Regions from separate parts of the Homo sapiens genome. Here region 2 is linked to region 1. A link is a loop called in an ENCODE intact Hi-C map of the cell type or tissue named here. Cell type or tissue: natural killer cell. All regions are shown on one strand. Each heading gives the region's core, and the rest is flanking DNA. Links, peaks and the distances in the headings are about the cores only. Region 1 has its middle 300 kb from the start of SATB1-AS1. Region 2 overlaps SATB1 (SATB homeobox 1).

Region 1 (5,393 bases), core at 195-5,194:
TATGCCTTTGTATCCTCATAGCTTAGCTCCCACTTATGAGTGAGAATATATGATGTTTGCTTTTCCATTTATACGCAGGAGACTTCTTTTGAGGAACAAGAAGGTTAAGCTGTAACTGCATTTTCTAGACCCTATTGCTTAAGGAAATTTGTCCCAGGAAGATTCCTGAAGGGCAGTTTAATTAGCCCTAAGGTAGAACAGTGGCAGAAAAATTGGGGCCAAACTGGTACTTTGCTCTATCTTAGGCCATCATGTTTATCTGACCAACTATAAACTCCATGAAAAAAATGGGGCTACCCAATGATAAAGTCATGTTTTTGTACATGTCAACTTCATTTACCTTCCACATAGGTGAGCAAGGAGCAGTCTTTCTTTCTAAAATACTAGTCTGGTTCTGCTACTCTCTTGCTTAAAACTCTCTGGTAAACCTGTGTTGCCTAGAAAAAGGCCCAGTCTTCTTAGAATAAAGCCCAAAACTTTTCTCTTTCTTACTGTAATCTATTTTTCTAGCTACCTTTCACCCTCTGCAGTACATTTTCTCCAGCCATAACTGAACAATGTCTTTCTGACATTGCAACCTCTTTTCACACCTCATACTTGTTTCTTCAACTGGGATAGTTGATGATCTGTTACAATCTCACAAGTGTCTCCTTCCTTTAGAAATTTGTCCTGGCCAGGCTTTCTCAAAGTTAGAGTTATTTGCTCTCTTATTTGTGATTCTTCCAGCCCTTTATAAATGTCTTATTGTGCGTTTCTCTTACTACTAATGTTTGAGCTTTTCAGGAATCAAGATTAGTTGTGGCTGCATTCCCACAAGTGGCACAGTGCCTAGGACAGAGTGAGTGGTAAGTTATGATGAGGAAGTACCTGGATGGCTATGGCCAGACCTTAGATAGCACTGCCAGTGAGGGTGTTCCACAGAACACCTTTGACTGAGTGGGAGAAATGCAGGTCAAATCTTTTTTTTTTTTTAATGTAGAAATACAGACAGAATCTCTTTTACTATAACAGCTATAATTTCAGTGTTATTCTTATTCCATAGCATCAACTCCTTTACAGAAAAAAGACCGATGACACCCTTTGCCATTTAAAAATTCTCACCACATATTGAGCAACCCCAAAAGAATACTCATTTGCATTGACTCAGAGGGTGCCAAGGACTGATACCGAAGATTTTTATGTTGAAAAGCAACAGAGAGTAGTGGCTGAGATCATGGATTGAGTTGAAATCTCAGTTTTGCCACCTACTAGTATGTGACCTAGGGGAAGTAGACTAATTTCTTTCTGTCCATAAGCCCTTTCTGCCCACATATTAAAAAACGAGGATTATAATTGTACTTACCTCATAGGCACCATGAGACAAGGAATAAATCTGTTGATATTAAAAGCTGAAAACAATATCTGGCACAACATCCTAAAAAGCAGTGTAAAGTACTTATCAAAACACTATTTTGTGGAAGATATATCTGACTCTGAGTTTTTATTTTTCCATTTACTAGCAGCGTAATCCTAAATTGTAAATGTCCATTGTCCTTAAACCTTAGTTTTCCTTCTCTGTAAGTTGAAGCTAATAATTATGCCACTTTTAACCTTCATCCATTAAGTGAGATACGTCACTCAAAGCATTTAGCATAGTAAGTGTTCAACAAATTCTACCTACTGCCATTATTTCACGAGATAGGCTGTCAACAAATATTTGGGGCTAAATCTTAATTGATGAAATCTCAATTTCATCATCCTAATGATGAAACTTCTTTTGCTGTTAACTTTTTAATAATGTTTTTAATAGCAAGTGAGAAAAATTTCACTTTCTATCTCCTTTTCCTTACTGGCATGAGTTAAGAGTTGAAAAAAAGAGGTCTCTTGTATCAACAAATTGCCTGTAAATCTAGTCACAGAATGTTATGTCTATGGAATTTTAGAACAGAAACTTTATCTGTCATAAATTCTATCACAAATTTTAACTGCTTAATTTTAAATCAGTGGTTCTCAGTTGAGGGTGACGGTGCCCTCAGCTTCTTCCTTACAGAACAATGGAAACTATCACAACCGGTGGTAGGTGCTACTGGCTTCTAGTGAGTAGAGGCCAAGGATGCTACTAAATATTCTACAGACCATAGGATAGTCCCCTACAGCAAGAAATAATCCATCCCAGAAAGCCAATAGTGATGAGGTTTAAAAAAAACTCTATTTTAGACTTAAGGAAACTGAAGCTTAGAGAGGCTTAAATGACTTGTCTATGGTTGTAGGATTTGATAACATTAATTTCTTGCTGCATTTGATCTATCATGACATCCTAAACAATCCCAGCAGAGAGAAGACAGCCTAGTATTCAGACTCCTTTCTCGGCATTCCAAATCCCTCTACTCTCAGTGTATAGAATCTCTATTTTCTCCACATATCAGCTTTCACCCCGTTGTCCCCAGCTCACCAAAACACACATATGTGCACACAATTCCATCATGGAAAAGTAATGCAGAGAGAGTTCACCAAAGAAGCAAAGGCAAATTATTTTTCCTGGGCATATCTGTTTCAAACCAACCAATTCTATTACACAGTTAGCCCAAACAGAAGCCTGGGTGAAAAGGCAGACCAATGTACAGGTCTTTGTTGCCGTAGGACTAGAACCGGGCCAAGGTTCCCATGGGTAATAATCATGGCTTTGTGCTCAGTGAAGTCCACAGGTAACTGCAGAAATACTGTGACTACAGAATAAAGAATAAGAATAGAAAAAGGGGCATGACTTGATGAGCAAACCACACAGATTCACAGGAAGTAGACTTCAGCAGTTCTAGTATCTGTGGTTTTCTTGAATTCTTTTCAGATCTTATTCTGGGAAAAGAAAGTTATCAGGTCAGTAGTGTTAATGTGCTTTGTTTTGTTTTGTTTTTGCTCTGTTCTACATGGGCAAAACACGAGGAGATAAACATTTTCATGGTAGACTGGGAATAAAGAAGAAAAAGTGATCCTGAGAAGAAACCCCTGATGCACTTCAGGGAGGGGAACAGATACACAATGAAGTGAAGAAGATGCATATAGTTTTTCAACACTAAGAAAATGACTGAAAATAGTTTGTTCTCTTCTAATATCATTAATGAAACCACATAGTGATGTCACTTCTGATCACGCTGAAATTTGAGTTGCTGATCTTGCGATAACAAGCTTCCTCTTTGCGCGTTCACAGCGTGTCTACAGTGGAAAAGACCTTCAGGTTAAACGTGAGTGGGTGGAACTTGTCAAGAAAAATAACTTCACCACCACAACAACAAATGACGGGAGAGACAGAAACTTCTCTGGGAGAGCAGAAGGAAAAAAGCGAAGTCTAAGTATTATTAAACATGTGAAAGAAGAGTCATTTAATAGGAAGTAACTCATTCACACAAATGTAACTTTGTGGTCCCTCAGAAGTACGTAAATACTACCAATCAGTCCACCACAGATTATCATCAAAATTTCTTGGGAAATGCCTCATTAAAGAGTCTTTATAGAATAATATGAGTGTGCATCAGTCAAATAATTTCAAGAAGACGTTAAACACTAGCTCTTAGAGATGTAAATTTCCTTTCCTTCCTTGGGTACTACATTTTGCCGTTGTGAGTTTTAAATTGAGGCTAAATGTGAACCCTTTGAACCATGCTTATCTTCATAGGAGAAAGCCGTTTCTTGTTTTTAAGAGGAAGGCCTTAAATGGACTGAAGAATAGTGGTTTTGGCATTAAATTGCTCTTCTCAGATGTATTTATTACATGATGAAATTACATGATTATTATTACTTGCTGAAATAATTCCATAGCATAGGACTTGATGAATAATTGGTGAAAAATCTTTTAGAATTTATAGTTCTCAGACTTTGAAAAATATTTTTAAAAAATTGATATCCCCAAGCCCACCCACCTCATTACATAATCATGTCTATCACTTTTTAACCCTGATGCTGTAAACCCTGTATCCCCTCCATTAACAGAGTGTTGGTGTGCTTTGTTTTGTTTTGTTTTGTTATGTAACAGTTTCAATGAAGCATTTAATCGGAAAGCATAATCAAAATATGTCGTATGTGACATATTTTGAGTTGCGAATTGGTTTATTCTCTACTCTTTACTGAAGTTTGTCTCTATTGACTGGTGGCCTGTTGAAGATCATAAATGTCTTTGTTTTGATTTTAGGGCACTGTGTTTCTTAAAGTTGGAGTTCCTGGACCACCTGCCTCATAGGTCTCCAGATGTGCTCATTAAGAAATGCATATTTCTGTGCCTAATCCCAAGCTTACTAAATCAGAAACTCTTGGCAAGGGGGAGACTGAAATCTACATTTTCGCCTGTTTCTTGACTGACTCTTGTCTGTGTGGGGGTGAATGTTAAAAATTTAAAGGAAAGAGAGACCTATATGCAACTTACAAATAGAGACGGAGAGAAATGACAGTAAGGTAGCATAAGGAGACACTTTGGAAAATAGATTTTTTGAGGAGGAAAAAAATTATATTGCAAAATTATTTTTAGGTACACAAGTTATTTCTATATTTTGTCCTTTATCCATGCTCTTTATTTAGCTAATGTATCCCTCTTTTCTCAGATTTTATTTTTTTCATTTAGTCTAACACCTCTGTTAAAAGAAAAGAAGGGAAACAAAGAGGGAAAATAGGTGAAACTAAGGAGTGTAATATGCTCTTAAAAGCAATTTAACATTGTTTAAATGTATCTATCTTGACCTTTTCAATGCCATCTGACATTGTTTAATTTGTTATTTGTATATTATCATATGTTGGGAAGTGAAAAATAACTGGAATTATTTTTCAGACCTCAATGTTATTTACTATATTAAATTTATTTGTTTATTTTAAAGAAGACCACATAAAAGTATAGAACACTTTTTAAATGTATGCAAAGAAACATCTATTGTTAAAGTGTACCTTATGCTTGACACTCTTCGATGATTTTAGTACACTTACTATTTTCCATGCCATAATAAGAAACTGTAGCACTTTTTGTAGCCTTTCAATGAATTGAATCCTCTGAAAATTGCTTCTAATAAAATAAAAAAAACCTTTCATATCACCAAATTCCAGTCACAATAGCAATCTTGAATCTGTTTGCCACTTAATTTCCAGCATGAGAAAGAAATAATGTTTTGGGGACCATTATGTAGACTATGCCTCTGACTTCTGGGCCCACATTTAATTTCCAGCCTGTGAGGATTAAAACCTGAAATTATGTTGTTATTTTAGTTTAGAATTCTTTGTATTTTCATAATCATCATTAGCAAGATTCAGAGTTATTGTTATAATCAGCTGTAATGATAGCTGTAATTATTAACAATGCAGGGCAGACAATAAGATTTGGACTGAATCTGAGGCTCAGTGTGTATATCACTGTGGTCATTGTGCCAAACTGCACCTGA
Region 2 (5,393 bases), core at 214-5,213, 390 kb before region 1:
TTTAATAGGTTTCTTGGGCTAAGAGAGAAGGAAATGTCCAATGACTGCCAAAATCTGCACCTCTCTGATGTTTCCAAGGCCCAGTTTTTTTACCCTGAGGTTATCTATCAAGAACTGAATGATCATGAAGAATATATTTTCCAGTCATCTCGAGTCTTCACCTTGGCTGCCATGATGGACACTAAACAATGGAGTGAAGGGGAAGAGTAAGGGTGTCTGATCCAGACCCCCACCAGCCAAGGCAGCTACCCCTCAGCTGTTCTGCTGCCTGCTAATACCTCTCACCTGCACTCTGCTCTCAAAAAATGTCTTGAAACCAACTCTACACTTCTTCATTGACCTCCTCACCCCGGGTGGCCAGTGACTGGCTGACCCAGTGGCACAAAGTCTCTGCCCCTGTTTCTGAAAATGGACAACTTACTCTACCCTTCAATTTACTCTCTAGAGACAGTCATCCCCATTCTTCTTGCTCCCTCCATCAATCTGGGGCTAGATTTTGCCTGAGACCATATCCTTATGGGACCTCTTTCGCTTCCCTATCCTCCTCCTTTCTTCCCAGGGCCCTTACCAAATCATGATCACCTGACTCCCCATCCTAGGCTCTGCATTTAGGGAACTTGATCTAAGACAAAGACATTTCTCGGAAATTTTAAATAAATTAGTTGGATGAAAATGGAAGTATAGTTTTTTTTTTAATTATGTAATTTTTAGATCTAGCCAAGGAGGGTTTTGTTTCTTATGTTACCAGGAGTGAGGCCAGAGGATGGCATGACTTTCCTTCCCTTCTCAAACTGAAACGATTAGAGAGAAAATTCTTCAACTGCAATATGTATAGTGGAAAGAAGCATGGCCTGTTCTCCCAAAAATGGCCTCCTTGAAATATTTTAAAAGAAAAGGTAGAAAACTGACATATTGGCTTCCTAAGGCCTATCTGCTAAGCAGCTCATCGTGACGACTGCTGTATCTCATGACATCTACTAGTATTCCTATTCAACATGTCTTTTAATTAAGCAAATATATGCATGTCATGGTCTTGTAACCATGCACTCATTTGATGCCACTGAATGCATAATTCAAGGTTAAGACAGCAGGCAGTAAACTGAAGATTTACCTGAAAGACTGTTAGCTAAATAAAACATAAAAATCATTGTGATGGCAATGTCACTGAATTTGCTTCTCTTCTAACCATGGCAATTCTATGTTTATTTCCAGAATACTATAATATGACATATTTCAGCTCTATTTATGTGAATATATTAACTATAAAACTGTTATGTGAACATCTGAAGTATCTGAGACCCACTTGCATATGGTGCCCTGCAGATGTTTACTTAGCTTTTACTGGTAAATATTTGCCATCTGAATTAAGCCATGAAAATATACATTTTCCTACAACTAAGCTATTCTTTATACTTTACCTTTAAATTTTGTTGCTATGTATGTTTTAGATAGATTATCTTCTGGTAGGCTTGAATATTAACTGTGGGTGAGATTACTTTCCCTCTCCCCCTTGTCTGCCTCCTTTAGCTATCATAATTGACAGAACCCCTCTACCCGAACACAGCAAATCACACAGTTTTATATACCTTTCAAAAGAAGTTAGAGGTTCATAAAGAACACAGAAGATTTTTTTTAAACTCAGCTAGCATTCTACTATTGCAATAAATGCTAAACATTGAGCATCCAAGAATTTTTTTTTAGAAATAAATGCTTGTAACTAAAAATTGCTAAAAGTTAAATTAAGAATGATTCATGTAAGAAAAGCTTCTTGGAGAGAGCTGAAAAACTCCAGTGATTTTTCACATCCTTTAGGAACTTTTTAAAGTAATGCAGAGATCAGTTAGCACTTGGATATATGTGAAAAAAACATGTGGATCACAGATGTTCTTTGGAAAAGAAAATCATTAGTTCTTTTAAAATGGCTAATAATGATAGCTAATTCCTAAACAATCACACTCATGCTGGTTTAACAAATATTTCAGAAAAAGAGCCCCGACTCATTCAACAAATATTTTGCTCATATTGTCACTTCTGTGTCTCTAGACTTACGAGACAGATCCTTATTTTTATTAATTGCCCATGACTAACATAACATTTCCAGTAGTTTGCTATTAACCTCTGCCCTTAAATAATACTTCTAATTCCTTATCTAAAAATAATTTGATGAATTATAAGTCGAAGCATGTCTCCGCTAGCCTTTCAAGAAATGCGATGATTTTAAGAGACTGAAATCAGATGCTTCTTAGAAAAATATTTAACGGTGCAGCTGGGAACTGTTTGCTCTAAAGGGTATTCCAAAAAAATTTAAAAGGGGGAGGGGATGCTTCTCTTGATGCGCATTGCTCTTAAAAAAATAATGGAAAACAGACATTTTGACACATTAGCTCTCTGTCAGTGTAGAAATAAATTGGCTCATTCCCAGTTTACACTGGCAAAAATAAGATAATTTATTCTAATGCTATTTAAATACCTTGGAATATTTTGACTACCTCAAATTCTATTGATTGTTACTCTATTAATAATGACAGTAATCTGATTTATGTTTTGCAGAAAATGACTAAAGAAGCCAAATGCTTTCTAATGCTTCAGTACCTTTTTCTAGGTCAGTTTTCCACAAGTGATATTGTTAGAACAAATAAACTTGGGAAGAAAATGAATATGTCACAATATTTTTAATATCTAACAAAAATAATGATTCCCCAAAGTACTGTACTAGTTTTTAAGTGTTAACTGCATAGACTTATGTGGGGGAGCAGAGATGAGGAATGAAATGCAGTGCTTTGTTGCAAAAAGACAAAAAAAACACCAACAAAACAAAACAAAACATAATTACGTTTTTAAGAGAGGTCTCTGGGACTTGATATACATAAGACCATAGGAAGAACAGGGAACTGTTCTCTAAATTAAATGAGCTCACAACTGTTTTGAACAGTAGAAAAGACAGGGGACTAACAGCCTTAAAATAATGAGACCGATCCATTCTCAGAAAACTAAAATGGTACAAGGAACAACCTAAACTTTAAATGTAGTAAATTTGCCAAGCAACATTACACTGCATATAAAGAGGGCAAAATATAAACAGTAGCCACATGTAAATAAATTAGTAAAACTTTCAGGATGTTACTACTTTTCAAACTGACAAAGTTTAATTTGACACCTTCTGTTCTAAACCCTTTGTTTCTATTCAAAATCACGCCTTGAGCTGTTGCAATCAATCACAGTGCTCCCCCTATTACTTAAAAAAAACTGGCATGGACGCTGAATAAGCTGAAAATGCCATGCAGATGAATTCTGAGATAATATGTTCAAACCTGTTATATACAACACAAATCCTGCAAAGTTATGTATTGTAAACCTACATTTATTGAGAACTAAAAGTCTTAAATCCATCTGCCACAAAGGAAATACTGTTATGTACTTTATAGTAACCAAGAACCATGTGCAAATGTCTTGCTACCGTAAGCAAGAAAATGGTGCAAAAGATGCTAAACCTAAGACTGTACGAAATAAATAACATTCTTTTGACTGGTTTTGGTTAGGGATCTATTAAAGAAATGTAAGATTGAAAAAAAAAAAAAAAGGAAAAGAGAAAATGCAGAATAACTGCCAAATCAGTACTGCAAAAAAGCAAAACAAACTCAATGATAACACAATGGCAATTTATTATGGTCCATGAAACACATGACTGTATGCTCATTTTAAAGGAAAAATTAGCAGTTCTAAACTCAATATTCTAATGATGTGCTTTACTGACAAAATCTTGTTGTACCACATTTAAATAAAAATCCTGGCACCTTCATCTCTCAGCTGCTAATTTCCAACCAAACTCAATCTCTGATTTCCACTCCACTCTTTTTACAACATTTAATTCAAGTCAATTCGCTTCTAACATTTTAACAGATAAGGAAGGGGTGCACAATGATTTTAATTGAGTCAAGAAAGTAACCTCCTTTCATAAATGAATTTATTGTACTTTATAAAGCCTCACATGCATAGAATGAGAACCCCTAACAAGGCCTGTTCTGTGACAAAGCTGGGAGTATGTAACATAACTACTTTTCCAGGAGGAAACAGACTTTGGTATTCTCTGAGAAAAAAAGTCATTTAATGCAATATACATATATGTATATATTATCATTATGTACATATACATTTTAAAACTAAGAGCTATAAAAAGAGAAAGAAAATGACAATTCTTACTGCAACTAAGAAGGAAAAATACATCTGAAAAAACAGAATGGTAATTTGAGTTCTAAAAAGCAAAACATTTTACAGTCTGTATTTATTCCCCCTCACCCTCATCTTTTATGTGTTATTTGCAGGAATAGTTTGTTCCAATCTCTGGGGCATACAGTATAATAATATATGATATTAAAAGAAATCAATCTAAATAGGAAAGTATTTGATACAAACATTTTAGTGGAAAGCATGAATTACATTTCAGCAAGTAGTAGGAACAAGGATTAAGTACATAATCCATTAAATAGTACTTCTAACAAAAAATTCAGTATTGTAGACTAAACTACACCAGGCATTTGAATGAGTACATTTTCAACAACAACTAACTATAAAGCTAGCAATTTATCATTCAGCAAATAATTTTCTACTTTTAAAAGAATCTGTAAGTGTTACTTATGCTAATGAAGACAGTTTTTAATCTGCCCACAAACATGCTAATAGAGGGCAATTTTTTTTTTTTTTTTTTTTTTAAATAAAGCTGTCGGCACTCAAGGGTAATTTCATATCAGTGTGTTCTACAAGCTGGGGGAAAATGAGTTCTAATTGTCAGAGCTACCAAATCCTTCACCTTTAGCATAAAGGTTTAAAGATATCACAAAGATGCCAAGTGATTAATAATGTTTTAAACCACCCCTTTTTCTGTCTGAAAAAACAACTAAAACAATATTACAACAGTATAGTTACAGAAGGGTTCTATTTTCATATGTTTTATGCACACTGTGCCTCAAAGGTACTATTTAAATATATATACTTTTGAGGGGGTGGCTAATGCAGAAACACCCAAGACCTAAGGAAGATACAACCCCATTTCTAGGTGTGAGGTCTAAATGCTTCACACACCCACTTGTGACCTTTTTTCATGAAGAATCATAACACTGTGCAGTGAGAAACAGTGGCAAAGCAATACTGAAAGCATTTTAAATTATTTACTAGGTTAAAAGGGTGAACTGATACTTTAAATACATCAAATTTCATCATCTAGACCATTTTTTGGTGGCAAAGTGGTATTGATCTTTCCAAATGCTTAAAATTAACTATTTTCCAGAAGGTCATTATTTGATTAAAGGCATTAAAGTTGAGGGCAAGAAGCGATGCACTTTTTCTTCTTTCCCATTCAAATCATCATATAATTTAATATAAACCATCCCATCATG

The links. A loop is a pair of places that touch in the nucleus more often than their neighbours do. Peaks named below come from ENCODE experiments on the same cell type or tissue, not always from the same donor. Only the 100,000 strongest peaks of a DNase experiment are listed, where the experiment ranks them.
Region 2: it touches region 1 in a loop (2.1-fold over the local background); 1 of 110 quality-filtered maps calls a loop at or near these places.

The regions. Positions count from the first base shown.
Region 1 is chr3:18,738,082-18,743,474 of GRCh38, forward strand. No RefSeq gene overlaps it. Among named protein-coding and RNA genes, the nearest start is that of SATB1-AS1, 300 kb to the left of the region's middle. In natural killer cell, for the core only: no CTCF peak of the experiment used is centred there; DNase peaks (open chromatin) are centred at 1,160, 2,780, 3,180 and 4,065; H3K4me3 peaks cover 946 bases; H3K27ac peaks cover 4,787 bases.
Region 2 is chr3:18,352,855-18,358,247 of GRCh38, forward strand. All of the region lies in intron 9 of SATB1 (SATB homeobox 1), which reads right to left. Among named protein-coding and RNA genes, the nearest start is that of SATB1, 70 kb to the right of the region's middle. In natural killer cell, for the core only: no CTCF peak of the experiment used is centred there; no DNase peak of the experiment used is centred there.